Regions from separate parts of the Homo sapiens genome. Here all the other regions are linked to region 4. The links are chromatin contacts, found by Hi-C or POLR2A ChIA-PET in ENCODE. All regions are on one chromosome and are shown on one strand. The core of a region is the stretch at or near the end of the contact, and the rest is flanking DNA. Distances in the headings are between cores, read along the strand shown.

What was found. A loop is a pair of places that touch in the nucleus more often than their neighbours do. ChIA-PET counts read pairs that join two places held with the same protein, here RNA polymerase II (POLR2A). Pooled maps may share reads with other maps.
Region 1: a pooled map shows a loop between it and region 4 (12-fold over the local background). The contact joins the promoter of NFU1 here to the promoter of PAIP2B in region 4. A Hi-C loop is called at or near these places in 6 of 50 pooled maps. POLR2A ChIA-PET finds 5 or more read pairs at or near these places in 3 of 52 experiments (CD4-positive, alpha-beta T cell, Caco-2 and K562).
Region 2: a map of naive thymus-derived CD4-positive, alpha-beta T cell shows a loop between it and region 4 (22-fold over the local background). The contact joins the promoter of EXOC6B here to the promoter of PAIP2B in region 4. A Hi-C loop is called at or near these places in 1 of 168 maps with a recorded cell type or tissue (naive thymus-derived CD4-positive, alpha-beta T cell) and 6 of 50 pooled maps.
Region 3: a loop to region 4 is called in a pooled map, with 17 times the contacts of the local background. The contact joins the promoter of PCBP1 here to the promoter of PAIP2B in region 4. A Hi-C loop is called at or near these places in 6 of 50 pooled maps. POLR2A ChIA-PET finds 5 or more read pairs at or near these places in 2 of 52 experiments (activated B cell and activated CD8-positive, alpha-beta T cell).

Annotation. Positions count from the first base shown.
Region 1 is chr2:69,434,159-69,439,273 of GRCh38, forward strand. It overlaps NFU1 (NFU1 iron-sulfur cluster scaffold), which reads right to left and starts at 3,277. Exons shown (of 8, transcript NM_001002755.4): 1 at 3,203-3,277. The coding sequence starts at 3,264. RefSeq lists an enhancer at 3,133-3,282.
Region 2 is chr2:72,824,245-72,829,790 of GRCh38, forward strand. It overlaps EXOC6B (exocyst complex component 6B), which reads right to left and starts at 1,789. Exons shown (of 22, transcript NM_015189.3): 1 at 1,554-1,789. The coding sequence starts at 1,666. RefSeq lists enhancers at 784-1,294, 1,141-1,190 and a silencer at 1,381-1,550.
Region 3 is chr2:70,084,949-70,089,986 of GRCh38, forward strand. PCBP1 (poly(rC) binding protein 1) reads left to right here and starts at 2,529. Exons shown (of 1, transcript NM_006196.4): 1 at 2,529-4,255. The coding sequence starts at 2,796. The coding sequence ends at 3,866. It overlaps PCBP1-AS1 (PCBP1 antisense RNA 1), which reads right to left and starts at 2,067. Exons shown (of 11, transcript NR_033872.1): 1 at 2,030-2,067; 2 at 599-676. It also overlaps a transcript of ASPRV1 not described here. RefSeq lists enhancers at 1,126-1,265, 1,406-1,495, 1,536-1,745, 2,951-3,595, 3,667-3,833 and silencers at 1,956-2,105, 2,556-2,615, 4,642-4,691, 4,782-4,871.
Region 4 is chr2:71,224,232-71,229,496 of GRCh38, forward strand. PAIP2B (poly(A) binding protein interacting protein 2B) reads right to left here and starts at 2,872. Exons shown (of 4, transcript NM_020459.1): 1 at 2,697-2,872. RefSeq lists enhancers at 2,302-2,802, 3,018-3,157.

The DNA.
Region 1 (5,115 bases), core at 2,027-4,526, 1.8 Mb before region 4:
TTGTGAGACGGAGTCTTGCTCTGTCGCCCAGGATGGAGTGCAGTGGTGCGATCTTGGCTCACTGCAACCTCCGCCTCCTGGGTTCAAGCAATTCTCCGCCTCAGCCTCCCAAGTAGCTGGGATTATAGATGCCCACCACCATGCCCGGCTAATTTTTGTATTTTTAGTAGAGACAGGGTTTCACCATCTTGGCCAGGCTGGTCTTGAACTCCTGACCTCATGATCCACTAGCCTCGGCCTCCCAAAGTGCTGGGATTACAGGCGTGAGCCACAGCGCCAGGCCTCTAACTTTACTTCACTCTTACAGAGAAAACTTAATTGGCTATTTTTTATGGCTTTGACAAACTGAAAACAAAGGAAGAAAATGAAAGCAAATATTACTGGAAAAGGAAGTAAAAGGAGACTTTAATAGTAAAAATTCTTAAAATCCCAATGCAATTTACTTTAAAATCCGGTTTACTTGAAAATATCATCGCTATCCATTACCACTGCCACTTCATAGGAGCCATAGAAAAATTTTAAGTACAGGAGTCATTTATAATTGCCAATGGGTTCACTTTGCCCACTGTCCAGATACTGCTAATTCATCAAGACAGGGGATTTGCAATAAAGAGTTTAATTCACATGGAGCCAGCTGAAAGGGAGAGTGGAGTTTTAGTACTCAGTCTCTCTGGATCTGAGGCTAGGGGTTTTCAAGGATAGACTGGCAGGCCAGGGAACGGGTGTTGCTGACTGGTTGGGGATGCAATCATAGGGGTGCGGAAAATGATCCTCCTGAGTGCTCAGCCCGTTTGTGGGCGGGGCCACAGGACCAGTCAGAAATGCAAAAACCTGAAAAGGCTAATCTTAGGTTCTACAAGAGAGATGTTTTCTGCAGGAGTAATTGGGGAAGTTGCAACTCTTAGGACCGCCAGAATAATGGCTGGTAATCATTTACATCTACACCTTAGCAGAATTCAGGCTCCTCTCATCCTCCAAACCTGGTGGTCTTTCATTAGCTTTATAAAGGTGGTTTAATTTTGGGAAAGGGCTATTATCATTTAAACTATAAACTAAATGTCTCCCAAAGTTAGCTTGGCCCAAGCCCGGGAATGGGCAGTCTAGAGGTTAAAGGCAAAATGATGGTCAGTTAGAACGGTCTTTCACTGTCATAATTTTCTGTTAAAATTTTTTCCAAAGGCCAAAATTGTTTGTGATCATACACAAGATCACATTTATCTAATTATCTTCTGCTTAAAATAGGCAAGAAGCAACAGCGGCTGCCACATTTTTTTCTCTCTCTCACAAAACTGGAATTCTTCTCGTGGAAAAGAAAGAGTGGGCACCAATTAAGTATTAACAAAATACAGATGAACTGTTTACTACCTTCAATAATCTTTATATGCCATTGATAAGCAAAAGACTACTGGGATACTGTGGGACTGTAACCCATAGAGTTTCTTAGATGCTATTGGAGAGATAAAAGGATTGGCACCGAGGATTCAAGAGAACAATGGAATCAACACTGAATGGGAATCAAATAATCTGTGAAGTCCTGACTGCCACTCCCCACACTAGCTCCAGTGTTGATCACAGTAAGAGCTGTCACCACTTTATTTTGAGATGGAAATAATCTCGCTTTTCTCACTCTGTCACCCAGGCTGAAGTGCAGTGGCGTGATCTTGGCTCACTGCAACCTCCACCTCCCTGGTTCAAGCAATTCCCCTGCCTCAGCCTCCCAACTCGCTGGGATTACAGGCACACACCACCACGCCCAGCTTTTTTTTTTTTTTTTTTAGTTTCACCATGTTGGCCAGACTGGTCTCGAACTCCTGACCTCAGCCAATCCGCCCAGCTTGACCTCTCAAAGTGCTGGGATTACAGGCGTGAGCCACCACGCCCGGCACACCACTTTAAATTACATGAATCTATTACAGCACTCATGACTGTCATTATTTGTTAATATATTTTTCTTGCTAGACTGCATACTCATTAAGGGGAGAAACTATCTTCATTTCTAGCTGCTAGCACAATGGCCTCAGTTCTTCATCTCTACAATGAGATTAGTTTCACAGCTACCTCATAAATAATCCAGAGAATCCATGTAAAGTGCTTAAACCAGTGCCAGGCCATGCAGTAAGTGCTCAATAAATGGCAGCTGCTACCATTATTTAATTGGTGCCCAATAATTACTAATTGAGTGCAGTTCAAGGTTTGGGGTAAAAATGCCTTTTTCTATAGCTCAGTATCTAAATCTGTGAATACTCTGGAATTTGGAAATGCACTAGAAGAATAATATTCTCGTCCCTTCAGCCCAGGGAAAAGGCAGCAGAATGAATAAAGAGGAAGCACATTCCAACATACAGGTTTAAAGTCTTGTTTTTTTAAAGTAAGAGTGGATTACATTATTCAAGGAAGACATCTACTCAAACACAGGAGGTAACTAACAAAAAATTCTACCAACTTAAATCTTTTTAGGATATACATTTAAACTTCAAGAGCACCATTAACACTACAATGTCTAATACTCTAGAGGGCAAACTCTCCGTAGGCCATTTTCTCCAGACGTAAAATTAAGGTACACCTACATAAATGTCCTCTTAGCAATGTTCACAGAAGTCTTTGAAAGGTGAAACTCAAAGGTAGGGCTCAGGGAGGCGGAAAAAACAAGGGAACAGAGTGGGCTTAATGGTGGTGGGTGCAGGGAATCTAGGGGTCCTGGTTCTCGTCGGAATTCCATCACTTAGAAACTGTGTAACCTTGGACATGTCACCTCCTCTTTCAGGGCCTTACTGGGAAAATGAGGAAACGAGACAAGGTATTTTCTTCCCTTCTGTGTGACATTCTGATTCTGCGTTTAGAAGAGGAGGGAATGCACCCGGTAGAGGGCCTGGGGGCGGGAGAGGCACACGATTTTAAAACAGCTCCTCCGTTCTGGCTCTACAGCCAGTCTCTACAAGCTTCCGTACCGCAGAGACTCAAGAACTGGGTCTCTGAGCCTGAGAGGAAGCTCCAGAGAGTCCGCCCGGATTAGGCCACAGAAGCGCCGAGCTCCCGCACAGACAGCCTCAGGGCTCACCCCCAACTACGGCGACAGGGCGGACCCGCCGGCTCCATCAGATGCACTACCCACCCGCCTCGAGAGAGGGTCTGCAAGGCGGCGACCGCTCCGCTGGCTAAGCCCAGCGGCACACCTATTCGGAGCTCCAGGCTCGTCACCTACCGCCTGCGCAGCCCGGCGGCAACAGCCGCAGCTCCCCAGCCCCGCCTGGCCGTCGCCGCCATCTTAGTCCGGAGTGCCTAAGGGTCTCCCTGACAGAACCACGAAAGATCTGCGCAGCCGCAGGCTGGCCGGTAGCTGGGCGGGCACTGGGAAGAGCCCACCCTACCGGCTGCGGGCGGTCCTGCTGCGGATAAGTGCGGTGGCCTACGCGCCGAGGTTTGCAGGCTACTGCGTCACCCTGACCAAGAGAGGCCGGGGAACCTTTCCCGTTTGCGCCAACGCTTGGTTAATTCACGCAGCACTGTGAACGCATGCGTGTTTCCGTACTTTGTTTTCCCTGTTGGCTAGGTTTTTAGCTGGTGCTGGTGCTGCCTTGCGAATGCTGTTTCCAGCCCCTAAACCTGACCCATTCCCTCCTCTAGGACCCTACTCAGCCTCCAGGCCCAGCTCAGTGACTGCCCCCAAAGACTCCCTGGAGCATTCCTTCTAAAAGGTTCTCGCATTTCTCCTGCCCTTTTCCCATGGGTCTGATGTGGAACTGTGTCTAACCCTTCCTCATAGCTGTGCTTGTCAGCTGCCACTTGGTCATCTTGGACCAACCCGCACAGAGGATGTATCTGGTACAGTGCTGCCCTTCTCCGATTAACATGAGACTTGACTAGTTTCCAGGGCAGAGTGCCAAAGCCCATTACCTATTCTTCCAGAACCTTCCTGGAGTATTCCGTTTTCTCTAGGACAACGGTTCTCAAAGTGCGGACTAGGGGCCAAAAAAAAGCAGGAGAACACGTTAGAAATGCACGTTAGAACATGTTAGAAATCCTGGGCCCCACTTTATACTTACTGAGGCACAATCTCTGTAGGTGGGGACTAGAAATCTTTGTTACTTGCTTTTTTTTTTTTTCTTTTTCCAGAGACAGGGTCTATCTCTGTTGCCCAGGCTGGAGAGCAGGAGTGCGATCATAGCTCACCAAAACCAACTCCTGGGCTCAAGTGATTCATCCTCCAGCCTCAGCCTCCCAAAGCACTGGGATTACAGGTGTGAGCCACGGTGCCTGGCTTTTATTAGCAGTAGTAGTAGTAGTATTTTTGTAGAGAAGAGGTCTCCCTGTGTTGCCTGGGCTGCTCTTGAACTCTGCTGGCCTCAAGTGATCCCTCTCACCTGGGCCTCCAAAAGCTCTTAGGTTACCTCACCCTGCCTAGTAGTGTTTTAACAAACCCTTCCCAGGATTCTGATGCCAGCTAAAATTTGAGAATCACTGTTCTGGAAGACAGAGGACTGGTTTCCAGAATGGAAACAGCACACCTGTTGTTGAACAGGTTGAGGCCACACCCAAGACAACCCTAGTAATTTCTATGGCCCACAGACACATCTAAGAGGGTGGGTGGGTTTCAGGCCTGCAGCTCGCCCGGGCCCGCACACTGAGTGGGCTGTGCCTCCTACGAGTTTGGTTCATTCCCAATGCTGCGTACTTGCTTTTAACTACTAGTGATCTTCCCCCATCCAACCCCCCACCCAGTGATCTTCCCCCATCCAACCCCCCACCCACCCCCCCACACACACCCATTCTAGACCGCAAGGCAGTCCAAGGCTCTGTTTTTGACCCTCAATCAAAAATAAAATGTGGCTCTTCCACCTTGGAACAATCGTTCTTCTCAGACTTCAATTTTTCCCTCTCTGATGGATTCCTTATCATAAGAAAAATCCTGCCTTGCCCCAAATCCTCTTCCACACTCTTTTCTTCCCTTCAGAACCAAGTGGCTTAAAAAAATGGTCTGCACTCTTAGTCTCTAGTTTTTCACTTCCCACTCCTCAAACCCCTGAAACGAGGCTTCTATGTCCCACCATTCTTAGGGCCTGCTCTAGTCAAACCACCCACAGCCTCTGTGCTACTGTGTCCGGAATTGGTGGGTTC
Region 2 (5,546 bases), core at 539-3,038, 1.6 Mb after region 4:
GTGTGGTGGTGGTGCACAGCTGTAGTCCCAGCTACTCAGGAGGCTTAGGTGGGAGGATCTTAACTCAGGAAGTCAAGGCTGCAGTGAGCTACGATCACATCACTGCACTGCAGCCTAGGAGACAAAAGGGGACCCTCTCTCAATAAATGAATATTAGGTTGGTGCAAAAGTAATTGCGGTTTTTGCCATTGCTTTTAATAAATAAAGAGACAAAAGGCAAACTACTAAGGATAGTTATGACCAGGGGTGGTACTGGCAGAAATGTGCTAACAATGTGTCCTGGAGAAGGAAGCTGTGCAAGTGGAGAGGAGGAGTAATTTCCAGCCTGCCCTCCAATTAGTCTTTCCTGAGTCAACTTACCCCAAGAAAACGCAAGCAGTGAGTAATAACTTTTCTGATGGGAGGGGCAGTGACCCAAGACTGTGCAAGGAGGGTAGGATAGTTATCTATGTATTGGCTGCATGATCAGAATGCATAACAGTAAGGGATAAGGATGAGTTGGTTCTAGGACACCAGTAACATGAGGGGAAGGGGGAAAGTAGTTCAAAACTGGGCTTAGTGAGTAGTTACCAACAGTAAGTACAGGTAGCCGATAATCCCCAGCTGAGGCAAAACAGTGGTTAAGTGTCTGGGTCCAGGCTATCCGAGTAGGAATCTGAGTCCCCCACTTTATTTTCTCTGTGACCTTGGGCAAGTCACTTAACCTATCTGTGCCCTGTCTGTAAAAGGAGAGTAATAGAACCTACCTAATACGGTTGTTTTGTAGCTTAAATAAGTTGCATTTGTAAATCACTTTATACAACGTCTTGGACTTTATGTAACAAGTGCTACCTAAATTTGTTAAATAAGTTGAGGTAAGTAGGGATTTCTTTTGACATCTCCAAATAAAATGGAGATGTGCGTGCAAAAAAAAATGATAACTGGGGGGCGGCAGCAGGGTCAGTTTTCCCCAGCGATGAGGAGGCTGCACCGTGGGCGAGGGTCGTCCTCGTAACAGGGAGGCAGGGATAAAGGAGCAGCGGCTCCCAGGAGAGGGGCGCGGGTTGGGGAAACTTCCATCCAGGCCTAGGATTTCCAGGGACTCGTTTCTGAGAAGTGGCTGTGATTCTGAGGCAAGACTTTGATTTCGAGCACTAGACCATGGAGTGAAATTCTGTGTTGTCTGAAGAGCAGGACTCCTGTCTAGGGCAGGACGTAGTTAGAGACGGAGGGAGAAGGGTGATGTCCCCAGGGGGAAGATCTGCCGGGAGCCACCACCATCTGTCGGGCGCCCTCTCGTTCCCCAGCGCCGGACCAGCCTCGGAGGGAGAACGAAGGCTGCTCCTGCCCCGAGGGAGGCAGCGGGAGGGTCCTGAGTCACTGGGCTGTAGGGCGCCGGGAAGGGACCCCGCGTCGGGGCTGCGAAGGGAGACCCGCCTCGCCCGGTATGCAGGGTCTCTCCGAAGGGAGGGGCCGGCGCCGGACCTGGGGACAGCCGGCCGGAGGCCCGACCCAGAGGAGCCTGCCCCGTCCCGCCCGTTCCCGCCCCTCTGTGGTCCCGGCACCCGGGGTACCTGAGCGTGGGCCCGATGCAGGCCGTGTCAGTGCTCTCGATCTCTCGCAGGATCCGCTCGTGCTCTGCCGCTGTCTCCAGGCTCTCCGCCTCCGCCATCTTACCCCGCTCCATAGACTGGGGGCGCCCCGCAGCGCGTCCCCTCCGTCGGCTCGGCTCACCTTTTCCCTGCCCCACAATGCCGCTCCCACCACAGGCTCCACAGCCGCCCCAGCCTCTGGCTACCCGCAGGCCGACCCCTCCCTCAGGCTCGACACGCCCCCTTGCGTCACCGCGTCCGTCGGCGTTCTGCGTAATGTCCGCTGGGATTTGTAGTTCTCTGGGAAATGCTAGGTTGGATTCCATTCATTCATACATGGAATCCGCAAATACTAGTTGAAGCCCACTGTAAGCAAAAACAGTTAACGACAGTGCGTAAACAGTGATGATCAAGTCAGGCAGTGGCACTAAACCTACAAATTCTTGTTTACCACCTTTGCCACAAAGTGCCAAGGCTCCGTCGGCGCGAATAATAAAGTCTAACTTAATGTCTGACAGAGGCCTTACAGTCTAGTGGGGGAGACACGGGGAGCTGGAGAATTCAAAACTGTGAGCTGTAAGCCAGTTCCGATAATGGAGTTCAGAGATCTCTTCTGGTTGCCAAGGCTTCATAAAGACACTGGGTTTCGGAGGTTAAAAGGCATAACTGGAAGGTGTGAGGAGAATCCAGACAGCCAAAAAGAATTTCATTTGCACTGACGTGTAAAGACGTAGTAGTAAGGGATGGGTCTGGAAAGGTTCGCTGGAGAGAAATTACGAGGAGCCTTAAATACTGGGCTGATAAATGTGTACTTTGTTCTAATGGTTCCACTGATCCAACAACCAACTGCAACAGAAGCACCTGGAAACATTTTTTTTTAATACAGACTGACTGACAGTCATACATCTGGAGATTCTGATCCAGGCATCTGCATTTCATGAACTCATCAGTTACAATTTAAAAATCGGATTTATTAATCATTGCTTGAGTTTTTACGTAACACAATGAATGGGAAGGCACTGAAGGTTTTTTGGGGGTTTGTTTGTTTGTTTGTTTTTGAGACAGTGTCTTGCTCTGTCGCCCAGGCTGGAGTGCAGTGGGGCGATCTCGGCTCACTGCAAGCTCCGCCTCCCGGGTGCATGCCAGTCTCCTGCCTCAGCCTCCTGAGTAGCTGAGACTACAGGCGCCCGCCGCCACGCCCGGCTAATTTTTTTTTTTTTTTTTTTTAGACTGAGTCTCGCTCTGTCGCCCAGGCTGGAGTGCAGTGGCGGGATCTCAGTTCACCGTGAGCTCCACCTCCCGGGTTCACGCCATTCTCCTACTTCAGCCTCCCAAGTAGCTGGGACTACGGGCCCACGCCCTGGGACTACCACGCCCAGCTAATGTTTCGTATTTTTAGTAGAGACGGGGTTTCACTGTGTTAGCCAGAATGGTCTCGATCTCCTGACCTCATGATCCGCCCGCCTCGGCCTCCCAAAGTGCTGGGATTAGAGGTGCAGGTTTTTAAGAGGAGTGACACAATCAAAATGTGGGCGTTAGGAAATTTGGTGAAGGGCAAGTGTGCAAGATGTGCAGAGACAGAGAATTTGGAGATAAGGCAACACTGTAGGAGATGAGAAGGCCTAAACCAGGGAAGCAGCAATGAGAATGAAAAAGAATGAACAAGTAGGAAAAACATCAAAAAGAGAGAATTGACAGGATTTACTAGATACCAAAAAGGTTAGATATTACTCCAAGGTTTAGTACCAGAGTGACTAGTAGAAGAGAGTTTCCACTGACAAAAAAAAAAAGGCATGAGAGAAGAACCAAACTGGAAGTTTAGGCTAAATAATTTGTGCTACAACCATACTATAGACTATTATGCAATCATTAAAAAGAAAGACAAAAGACTCTATGGTCATACATGAAACTGTCTCCAAGTTGTAGTTGTTGAGTGGAAAAATGCAAGGCATGAAACAATATGTAGACTCTGTCCTCATTTGTTTTTTAAAAGAATAAATATTCATATATACGCTTTGATATATATACACACACACATATACATATATATAATATTACATAGATAGAATCTGTCTGAAAAAATGCCCAAAAAACTGTTAACAGTAATGGCATCCAGGAAAAAAAAAATTGGAAAGAAGGAGTTTGAAGTAGTAAGAAGGTAATTTGTAATTATCATTTGCACTCTTGGAATTATTTTCCTTGTGCATGCACTGCTTTTTTAATAAAAATAGTAGTCATGACCTAAGAATGCATTTTAAAAATAAACAAACCAGTAGTAAGGGGAATGGGTTACAAGTCCTGATTTGCCAAGAAGAGAGCAAGTTGATAAACCTGTCTGTCTCTAGATAATCTCTGCCTGTCCTCGTTTTGTTTCATTACTCATGTTTAAACAATTCCAAACAGATGTAGGAGGGGTAGGGAGAGTATGGAGCCTTTTGTATTTCTAAAGATCTCTTGAAATACATGACCGAGGGTCCCTTCAGACACCCATTTTAGCATCTCACTCAGCAAGTTTTTCACCCATCCAGGCTGCTGCATAGACGACATACATTCAGCAGTAGTTAAACTAGCTTCTGCTACTGTCAGCAGTTTTTGTGAGCCTCCACAGAGGCCAGAGGCCACACATCTCAGCAACAGGAACAAGTCTGCAGTAAGCAGTATTGGAAACCTCCAGTGAAGATGGCAAGATGGCCTGTCTAATGTTTATGTCCTCCAAATAGAAAGAATGTGAGTCGCATTGATTCAGTTCCAGCATTAGTGGTTAAAATGTTTTGAGCAGGCTGGGCACAGTGGCTCATGCCTATAATCCCAGCACTTTGGGAGGCCGAGGCAGGTGGATCACTTGAGGTCAAGAGTTTGAGACCAGCCTGGCCAACATGGTGAAACCCTGTCTCTACTAAAAATATAAAAATTAGCTGTGCATGGTGGCAGGTGCCTGTAATCCTAGCTACTCAGGAGGCTGAGGCAGGAGAATCACTTGAACCTGGGAGAAGCAGGTTGCAGTGAGCCAAGATCACGCCACTGCACTCCCGCCTAGGTGACAGAGTGAGACTCCATCTCAAAAACAAACCAAAAAATGCACTGAGCACTTTCTGTGTGCCAAGCACAATATACAAAGTAAGTACTTCACATATATCAACCTCATTAAATCCTTACAACAATCCTTTGCAGTAAAAATCACGTGTCCCATTTTACAGATAAGAAAGCTGAAATATTAGGCAACACCCCACATCTCACATCCATTAAGTAATGAAGCTGGTATTCGAACCAGGTCAATCTGATTCAAAGGCCTATTTCCTAACCAGTAGCCCATGCTGCCCCACCCAGGCCCTTCACGGCCACGAGTTTATTATGTGACCATTCTGCCACTCTATCTCTGCTTCTACATTAATATAATGGATTGTATCATTTCTCAGAACCCTTCCAAAACACCTTGGAGACCTCTTCACAAAACCACATCCCTCCACTTACCTAGAATGAACTGGTTTTCTCTTCTGCATGAGTAGATAGGCAGCATCAGCATTCTCACTGCTCTCCACTGCCACATCTAGGCTGTTGTTTCAACACCCTGATTCCCTAACTCTCCTTTGAAGTCTAGGGCATCAGATTATGCCATAATTATCTACTAATGTCCATATTTCTCCGAAATGTTACTTCTTGGCTCACAGTTTTAGGGACAGGAGGTAGGGAAATTCTGGGCAGAGGAGCACAGGTCCCCAGCAAGGGCCCCACCCTCAAGCCTGGAACCACAGACCAAAGTGAGAACATATATCCCTGTTTTCTTGCTCGAATGTTGCCTTTTCCAAAGCCACCCATGGCCTGCCCCGCTCCCCATCCTGTGCCCATAAAAACCCCAGGCTCTACTGGCAGAGAGGAGAAGCAGCTGAACATCAGAGACTATGGTTGAACATTGGAGATAAGGGGCTTGACTTCAAAGGGACAGCTTGATGGAGTAGCTCTGAAGGAAAATTACCT
Region 3 (5,038 bases), core at 1,279-3,778, 1.1 Mb before region 4:
AAAAAGCCCTTCTCTTTGTCTCTCATATCCACACACAATCAGAGCCCTGCTCAGGCACCAGTTTGTTGCTTGGCCCACTAGCTACGTGTTGCATTGAACTGAAGAGTCCACAGACTGACCTAACACTCTGTCATGCTCTGTCAATCTCTGCAGAGAAATGGAGGCTTGGTGCCAGAGCGAATTTATTTTTACCTGGTTGGGGTGCTGGGGTGGGGGAGGCAAGAGTCAAGCCCATGGGGAGCTGACGGAAGCAAGTCAGTCATACAAAAAACCATTTGCTCCCCCAGAGGCAGGTAGGCTCAAATGTGCCACAGACAGGGCCAGACCGACAGACACCTGAGCCTCTGGGCAGGCTGAATCACTTCCCCCTCCCTATCCTCACCAGACACTGCATAAGACAGCATTTCAGCCCGCCCGCCCGTTACAGGTGTAGCTCTTATCAGGAAAAGCTGGGAGCTGCCTGATACAAAAAGGGGCTGACTGCACAACAAAAGATTACCTGAAGGGCTCATTTAAATGACAAGCTCACCTAAACGTTTTAAATAGTATTTAAATTCCAAAACCCTGATTTACAGAAAAACCTGGAAAATGTGCTCACCAGTAAGGAAATCTGGAGGTCCATCCCCGACATTGTGTGACCTTGAATTAAGCACTTCATCTTTATGTTTGTCTTCCTCTGTTTAAAAGAGAGAGAGAGAGAGAGAGATAAGAACACCTACCTCAGAGGACCATGGTAAAAATTAAAGATAGAATACGGTGAACTGCCTTGCATCGGATGTGCTGGCACTGGCCAATGCACAATAAACGCCTGTCCCTTCTAGACTAAAAATGAACACTTAATTGTGGTAAACTATTAATAAGATTCACCGGCCAACTGTCCTATGAAAAAGTCAGAGGCACTGTAGTCTCTTCGTAGCTCTCGTTCTCTCCAGCACAACAGCCCATGCTAGGAAGTCTAGAAAAGCAGTAACTTATCTCATTCCTTAAATTAAACAGAGGTTTCTAAATGCTTTGGTACTGTGGGGACCCAAATTATCCCTTGATACTGCCCCCCTATTATCCACTATTAAGCTTTAAAAAGGCGAGAGATTAAATATTGTGCCCACATTTTACAGTCATTCGCGTTCCCGTTTCAAATTAAAGGGAGGAAAACGCGTTAAAATTAGGCCTCCGACCTTCAGACCAGCCTGTGGGCTTTTTTAAGTCATAAAACTCGCGGAGGTGGAAGGCCCCGGGGAGGAAGAGGGGTGCATTCTAGAGCTTTCGGGCCGACCCCAATTTCTCGTTGGCGACGAATGCTAACCACGTGTCGCCATTTTGTGTTCAGGAAACATGGCGGCCGCCCCAAGGGTAAGGAACAGGGGAGGCGGAGTAGCGCCACGTTAGCCGCTTTCCCTGAGAGATTGTGAAGCACGTTGCGCACGGGGCCCTTTCTGGTCTGGCTTAGCCCAAGGAGGAAGGGGAAAAGGCAGAAATCACAACTCATAGGCCAGCGTCTTGAGCGACACTTCCTCAGCGGGAAGAACCGGCAAAAAAGGCCTTCCAAGATGGCGGGCCCTGACGGGGCCGCCCCCCTTGAGCCTGGCGCAGTGGCTGCGCCCATGGGCCCGAAAAGCAGCCGCGGGAGCCCAGGCCGCGCGGGGAAAGCCGCAGAAACGTCCTGAAGCCCTGGCCGGCAGCCCCTGAACAAACGAGGCCTCCACAGGCGTACACTATTGTTTCTAATGTCGGAAAAGGGTGCCGCGGTGGAAACGACACAAGGGCAGGAGGTGGGGTTTCTGTGGCTTTAACCGAAAGAAACTTGCGAAACGCAAACAAAGCATTATGTAAATGGACGCCATTCTTTTTAGGACCACGTTTCTAGCACGCCCCACAAACAGCAGAGCCGCGATTCGGCAGGCGGCCGTGAGTGGGTTTCGGTCTTTCTGCCCACCGGCCGCCGCCGGGGAGCAGGAGCTGGGGTGGGGGATCCATGCAGGGCGCCCGGACGCCGGGGACGAAAGGGCCCCACGTGCCCGCCCGCGCGCACCCGCTCCGCAGGCCTCGCCTCGCCGCCCCTCCCCCCCGGAAGAGGGCTGCTGCCCCTCCCATCCCCCCACACCCTCGCGCACGCGCTCTGGTCACCTCACGCGCATGTTTTAAACCCGCGGCGTCCCGGCTTGTGCCTGCAGTTTCCGCCGGGGCTGCCCATGTCGTTCCGCGCACGAGCCCCTCATGTAGGGCAGGAAAATAATGTCTATCCCGCATACACAGCACTAGTATTTTCAGTCACCCGCCAGTGCCGTTAGAGTTAATAAAATACGTCATCATTTTAAAACTTTGCCGGACTCACAGCTTCCGCCCATCGTGCGCTTCATTTTCACTACTGCAGTGTCAGAAGGTTTTTTTTTTAAGGACCATGTAAGGGTTGGCGCAATCTTGTGACCTAAAAAAGACGGGTCCTCATTTTTTTTCAAGGGGTCCTGCGCAGCAAGCACTTCCGGGGTCAGAGGGTACGCGGGGTTGAAAGCGGGCTTCCCGCCCCGCCCAGACCGCCGAGGCTGCCGCCGGAGTCGCCACCGCCGCGCCCTCGCCCACCCGCCCGCCCGCCGCTCCCGGCCCCGCTCGCCCCCTCCGCCGCCGCCGCCCGCCCCTGCGACTACGCTGCGGCCTCCCGCCCGCTCCCGCTCGCTCCCGCGGCCCTCGCTCGCCTCGCGCCGGCAGTTTTGGGCCTACACCTCCCCTCCCCCCGCCAGCCGCCAAAGACTTGACCACGTAACGAGCCCAACTCCCCCGAACGCCGCCCGCCGCTCGCCATGGATGCCGGTGTGACTGAAAGTGGACTAAATGTGACTCTCACCATTCGGCTTCTTATGCACGGAAAGGAAGTAGGAAGCATCATTGGGAAGAAAGGGGAGTCGGTTAAGAGGATCCGCGAGGAGAGTGGCGCGCGGATCAACATCTCGGAGGGGAATTGTCCGGAGAGAATCATCACTCTGACCGGCCCCACCAATGCCATCTTTAAGGCTTTCGCTATGATCATCGACAAGCTGGAGGAAGATATCAACAGCTCCATGACCAACAGTACCGCGGCCAGCAGGCCCCCGGTCACCCTGAGGCTGGTGGTGCCGGCCACCCAGTGCGGCTCCCTGATTGGGAAAGGCGGGTGTAAGATCAAAGAGATCCGCGAGAGTACGGGGGCGCAGGTCCAGGTGGCGGGGGATATGCTGCCCAACTCCACCGAGCGGGCCATCACCATCGCTGGCGTGCCGCAGTCTGTCACCGAGTGTGTCAAGCAGATTTGCCTGGTCATGCTGGAGACGCTCTCCCAGTCTCCGCAAGGGAGAGTCATGACCATTCCGTACCAGCCCATGCCGGCCAGCTCCCCAGTCATCTGCGCGGGCGGCCAAGATCGGTGCAGCGACGCTGCGGGCTACCCCCATGCCACCCATGACCTGGAGGGACCACCTCTAGATGCCTACTCGATTCAAGGACAACACACCATTTCTCCGCTCGATCTGGCCAAGCTGAACCAGGTGGCAAGACAACAGTCTCACTTTGCCATGATGCACGGCGGGACCGGATTCGCCGGAATTGACTCCAGCTCTCCAGAGGTGAAAGGCTATTGGGCAAGTTTGGATGCATCTACTCAAACCACCCATGAACTCACCATTCCAAATAACTTAATTGGCTGCATAATCGGGCGCCAAGGCGCCAACATTAATGAGATCCGCCAGATGTCCGGGGCCCAGATCAAAATTGCCAACCCAGTGGAAGGCTCCTCTGGTAGGCAGGTTACTATCACTGGCTCTGCTGCCAGTATTAGTCTGGCCCAGTATCTAATCAATGCCAGGCTTTCCTCTGAGAAGGGCATGGGGTGCAGCTAGAACAGTGTAGGTTCCCTCAATAACCCCTTTCTGCTGTTCTCCCATGATCCAACTGTGTAATTTCTGGTCAGTGATTCCAGGTTTTAAATAATTTGTAAGTGTTCAGTTTCTACACAACTTTATCATCCGCTAAGAATTTAAAAATCACATTCTCTGTTCAGCTGTTAATGCTGGGATCCATATTTAGTTTTATAAGCTTTTCCCTGTTTTTAGTTTTGTTTTGGGTTTTTTGGCTCATGAATTTTATTTCTGTTTGTCGATAAGAAATGTAAGAGTGGAATGTTAATAAATTTCAGTTTAGTTCTGTAATGTCAAGAATTTAAGAATTAAAAAACGGATTGGTTAAAAAATGCTTCATATTTGAAAAAGCTGGGAATTGCTGTCTTAAACTCTTTGTTGGTGCCTTTTTTTTCCCTCCCCTTTTAGCCTGAGGTGTTTGGAGGGAGGAGGGAGAAGGGTGGGCCCGTCCTTGGTATTCTCTCAAGCTCTTCTCACCTTATCGGTAAGATTCCATTCCCTCTGTGCCCCAACAAAGGAACATGGCAGGCTGGGCCTGCTTTGGGATGTTTCCAGGGACAGAGAGGTTCAAGTTCCAGAGAGAGGCCTCTGCCCATTTCTCTGGTAGAAACAAGGTTTTCTCGAGGGGAAAAGGTGTGCCCACTCAGTAGGACCTCTAAATGGCAGAGCGTCCTCTCCATCTAACCAGTTCCCCCACCCCCACCTCACAGGATAAACTTAGGAACAAAAAAATATTCTGGGGTGGGAGGAGCCTGGGGAAGGGGTGTGGGGGCAGGGAAAGGAAAGGAAGGGAGGGCAGTGGGCCGGGGAGGATTGGGGGCTTGGAGGAGGGCAACAGCTGCCGGGTGGTGGTGGGACTAGAGGGGTCTTGGTTGGGCAGCAGGGGTGGGAAGGGGGGAGGGGACGGTACCAACGAGACGCACGTGTCAAGCATGCACCTGTGGCAAGCAGCCTGTCAGAGGATGTTATTACACCTGCCAAGTGGTGTATCCAGAAACAAAAGAGGCCCAGTTTCCAATTCTTCAGCTGTGTGCAATGTTTAGAGAATCCCTATACCAGGAAATAATCCTGCCTAAATGGGTCAGTCTTCACAAGGCGGGAATGTAGACTGATGCACTGACTATAACCTAAGAATGATCTGAGTGTTAAAGATG
Region 4 (5,265 bases), core at 1,622-4,121:
CGCTTAACACTTCTGTACTTCCTTTATTTTTTGTAAGTAAGGAAAATTCAATCTACCAGGATGAGTTGTTTTTAGGAATTAATTTTGTAATCTGTGTGAGATATGTATATATGTATATATTTTCCCTGGGAACAAGGGTTGAATATTTGATAATTCAGTGTTCTTGGCAACTTTATAGAATATAACTACTGCAAATAATGAGAATTGACTATAATTATTTATAAAGAAATAACAGAGAAGTAGGCAAAACATTTGGATGAGGCAGAGGCAGGCTTCAAGATTTTGAAGAAACAGAATTTCACCAAGCACATAAGGTGTGGAAAAGGCTTGCAAGGAGAGAGAATGGTGCATACAGAGAGAGGTCCAGATGGTGGAAAAAAACAGGTAGGTTCAGGAAATGGCACTTCAGGAAGTCTAGAGCAGTAGGAGATGAGATCAGAACACAGTGCCATCGTGCTTCTCTGCACCCTGTATATACCTTCTACTGCAGAACCTCACTCTCTGCATTTAATTATTGGTTTCTAGTTCTCTCTTCCATTAAACTGTGAGCTCCTCAAGGTCTCTAAGAAGAAATCATAGCTAGAGTCCTCTAAATTTGCAAACAAGTTATTATTAAACACAAATACTCCCAAAAAAGACTGCACAAAAATAACTTTGGTTTTCAGCTGCAGTCACAGCAATTCACAACTGTTACAGATTTGCAATTTGTCCAGGATTTTTCTCTGATGACTGCTGTAACTCTGTCATAAACTCTTTTCCTTGTTTTAGACACCCAGACATTTGTTGGAACAGTTTTAAGATCTTACTCTTTTTAGTGTAATTGATTGATTGGTTGATTGACTGAGATGGGGTCTCACTATGTTGCCCAGGCTTGTCTTAAACTCCTAGGTTCAAGCAATCCTCCTGCCTCAGCCTCCTAAGTGGCTGGGATTACAGGCACACACCACTGTGCTAGGCTCTAGTGTGATTTATTAACAAGGCTTAAACATATGGTCCATTAGACAAGGCTGCCACCTCAGAGTAAAGATTTCTTTTAATTCACTATAATAGACTTTTTTCTTTATATACAAGATACAATTTTACCACAGTAAAATACAAGGAAGCATACTGATACATACATTACAAACAGGATAAAGAAAGCAATATAATTTTTTCCACAAAAGCTTGCAAAATCCTGGCCAAAACACAGTGAACATGATGTTAAACTCATAGCTTACATTTCTCCACTGAAAGCTAGGAAAAACAATTCCAATTTTTGAAAAGTCAGGAAACTAAGCACTGTGAGAATTTACAAGATTTTGTAAACCTGTATATTCTCCCCACCCCGATATACAAGTAGCCAGAGGAGCCTATCAGTCTTACCCCAACACTTCAATCTCCTCCAACCTTCAAAATAAAACCCTCACTGTCCAATATCTGAATTTATATTTTCAAACGTCTAAAATCTTAATCAAAGCTAAGAGCAGTGCATTAGCTTTTCCCCATAAAATTGTTGGCATAATTTTACTTAGGCACAGCATAGTTTGTACTGTTATCAAAAAACATATGGCTAGAACCGACATTACTAGAAACCAAACGAATATACTATGAAGGTGAAAAGGGAACAGGGAATGTTGTTTTTGGACAGATTCAATGCTGTTATTATCCCTTCATAGGTTGGGTGTGATCGAATCACACTGTGCTGTACAACTAAGTATGTTCTATATTTTATGACAAAGTAGGGTAGCCAGGCCCTTACACTACAAACTCCCAGAAACCCCAGTTAAGCTGTTTAAAGTATAATCCAATTCAATTTACTGAAAATAATAGTAACAAAATTTAAATCCCTTGCTTCTAGTTAGCCCTTTTCAACTGCATTTTCAGCAATTACCACCAAAAGAACTGCATTAGGACAAAGATTCTAGAGCGGGTATAATGGTCAAATGCCATTTGAAGGCAAAAACAGTCTACCAGGAACAAAACATTAAAGTTCCCAACCTTGCCAAACTCCCTGTTCTGCGTATTCTGCCTCTCTCAGTTCACCTTCCAGCTGCCTGGAAGAGGCAAGTGGAAAATGTTAGTTTTCTGGAGAGATGAGAATGGAATTTAGGGGTTGGTAGGGGGTGATGGGCTCACTCACGGACCGCAAGGCACAAGAGAAGTGGCGAACGTCTCCCAGGCAAATGAGGCATGAAGAATGAGGGCTGGAGTCAAGGGGGAGATGGAGCAAGTATAAAAAGGCAGAGGACGCGCAGGGGCCGCGAATAGGGGAAGGGCACGACGCGCAATCCCTCCCGCTCCAGCCCGGGGAGAGGGGCGGGGGATGCCGCGCGGGTCAATTTGCCTAGCATTGTTGCACCTGGGTAGAAATGGGACTCAGGCCAAGAATTCGGTTCGAGTGTTAGGAGGACGCTGAGGGGAGTCAGGAACTTGGGTGGGAGTCGGGGGGAAACAGAGCACCTGTGCGGGGGGGAAAGGGACGAAAACCCCCTATTGCTCCCGAGGGGCAGGGGCTGACCCCAGCGGACGCCCCTTTTCGCCGATGGCCGCGACGTGGGACCCCGCGCGCTTTCCCTCCCTACAGGAGCTCGGGCAGGCGCGTGCCGCCCTTCACAGCCCCGACGGCGGCAGAAAGGGAGGCGCAGGGCGCCCCCAGAGCCGGGAGAACGGCGTTTCCCTCGAGTCCTTTCCCCAGCAGCCCGGGCACCCGAGCCCACCTGGGCTAACCAGAAGCCCCTCCTTCAGATCGTACTCTGCCACTCCTCCGAGAGCTTAAGCCGTTGCCGTAGAGGTCGCCGTCGCCACAACAGTCTCGGCCTTTAGTACCAAAACGTGAAGCACAGCACCCGAGAAGCGCCACTACCACTTGCCAGGTTATCTCTTACTGCACACTGCCTCCTCGCCCCGCCCCCGAACCCAAGCCATTGGTTGCCGGGCACCGCCCCATTCGTCTATTGGGCCAAAGAAGATGCCGTTCGGTCACCTAGAATGGCATATGTGGTTTTTATTGGTCTAAATGTGAAGCAGTGCCCGCCCACTCCCTCAGAAGTTTCAGCTTCTGATTGGTTTTAATGTCTGTCTTTTCTCTTCCTTCATTTTTTTTTTCCTGTGGTGGAACACCTCCTTGAGGGAGATGCCGGCTCTGATTGGCTGAAAGGACGCTACGCTAGCCTGGGATAGGCATTGGGCCAAGGATGCGCCCGGCCCACTCGTGGGGGAGGAGACCAAGGCGCCGCACTCTGGGTTTGTTTACACAGGCTCTTGCTCCCGCTTCGTCTATTGGCTGAGCTGGAAGCCACTGCCACCGAGTTTTGCCTGTCAGCCTAGCAAGGAGGAGGGTGGGGGTGGGCCTCAGTAGGATTTCCCTCAGCTGTCAATTACCAAAGGAGGAGCTTTGATTCAGGCTGCTTTGGACCTGGTGCTATTCTCTGTAGGGAAAATTAAGGAATTGGGCTCCTTGGGAGGCTGGAAGGAAGCAAAGGGACGCTGGAAGGAAGCAGACGGATGCTTCCACGTTTCTAGAAACAAACCTAACTTCTTGAGTGCTTTAAAAAAATAAAACTTGGCCGGGCGCGGTGGCTCACGCCTGTAATCCCACCACTCTGGGAGGCCGAGACGGGCGGATCACAAGGTCAGGAGTTCTAGACCAGCCTCGCCAGTATGGTGAAACCCCGTCTCTACTAAAAATGCAAAAATTAGCTGGGCGTGGTGGCGGGCTCCTGTAGTCCCAGCTACTCGGGAGGCTGAGGCAGGAGAATCACTTGAACCCGGGAGGCAGAGGTTGCAGTGAGCCAAGATCGCACCACTGCACTCCAATCTGGGCAATAGAGTGAGGTTGCGACTCAAAAAAAAATACATCAATAAATACAAATTAAAATAAAACTTTATTGCCTCCCTTGGATTTAGAATGTCCAATCTGCTTGCAAAGGACTTCGAATTGTATTCCACAGGAAGTAGGGATTTCTTTGTGGAGCTCTTACTTTATACATTTTTCTCTCCCCCCCACCTCTCAAGCTGACTGTATACATGACACAAAGTTAGGGAATTGCAGAATGAATGGAAAAAATATAAAAATGAAAAAGATAAACTCAAATAACAATTATAAATATTAGCTGTATACTTTGATATGGTTTGGCTCTGTGTCCCCACCCAAATCTCATTTTGAATTATAATTCCCAATGTTGGGGGAGGGACTTGGTGGGAGGCGATTGGATCATGGGGGCAGATTTCCCCCTTGCTGTTCTCGTGATAGTGAGTGAGTTCTCACAAGGTCTGATGGTAAAAAAAGTGTGTGTCCTTCCCCCTTAGCTCTCTCTCCCTCTTGCTACCATGTGAAAACGTGCTTGCTTCCCCTTTGCCCTGATTGTAAGTTTCCTGAGGCCTCACCAGCCATGCCTCCTGTACAGCCTGAGGAACGGTGAGTCAATTAAACCTCTTTTCTTTATAAATTACTCAGTCTCAGGTAGTTCTTTATAGCAATGTGAGAATGGACTAATACATACTTCATATTAAATGATATAAGTAAATAAATAAATTCATTCAACAAGTATTATTTAGCATCTACTATGAATGTTCTAGGCTCTGATCATGGAACTGGGTATATGATATGAATAAGACAGTGAAGATGCACCCATGGTGTTTATACTGTAGTGAAGGAGACTGACAACAGAAAAGTAACCAATAAATAATAAAATGGTATGTTGTGAATAAATGCTACAAAGGAAAATAAAGCAGAGTCATGGGATGGTTGGGGAAATGGCTATTTTAAGTAGGATGGTTAGTTTAAGAGCTGTTTGAGGAAACAGCACTGAACAGAGATGTGAATAATGTGAAGAAGTGAAGAGTGGGAAGGGGCTAATAAGCAGAGCCACTACAGTGCACAACTCCAGGATCACTATTCACATTGCTCCATGTATTTTGAAGTTGTGTATTAGGTGTACATCCATTTAGGGCTGCCAACTCTGGTTTAAAGCTTTATTTGATTACATAATTTAAATGACGCCTGCAAGAAACATGTGTCTTTTAGAAAAAAAAAAATCTCTCTCTAGGATAGCATCCCCATACCCTCCACTGCTTCTTTCCCTGAATTGGCCTTCCGGTGTATGATGAGAGAAAGTTTACACAATCTCATAGGTTTGAAAAACAGGCTCTTCTGGTCCACGTGGTGTCCTTGAGCAGTCAGAAATACTCCTTGAGGATGAACCTTTATTACCAGGATAGCAATGGGATGTAAGGAAGGGTTGATGAACTTCTCTCGTCTCACTTCCTACCACTGGTGCCATCTAT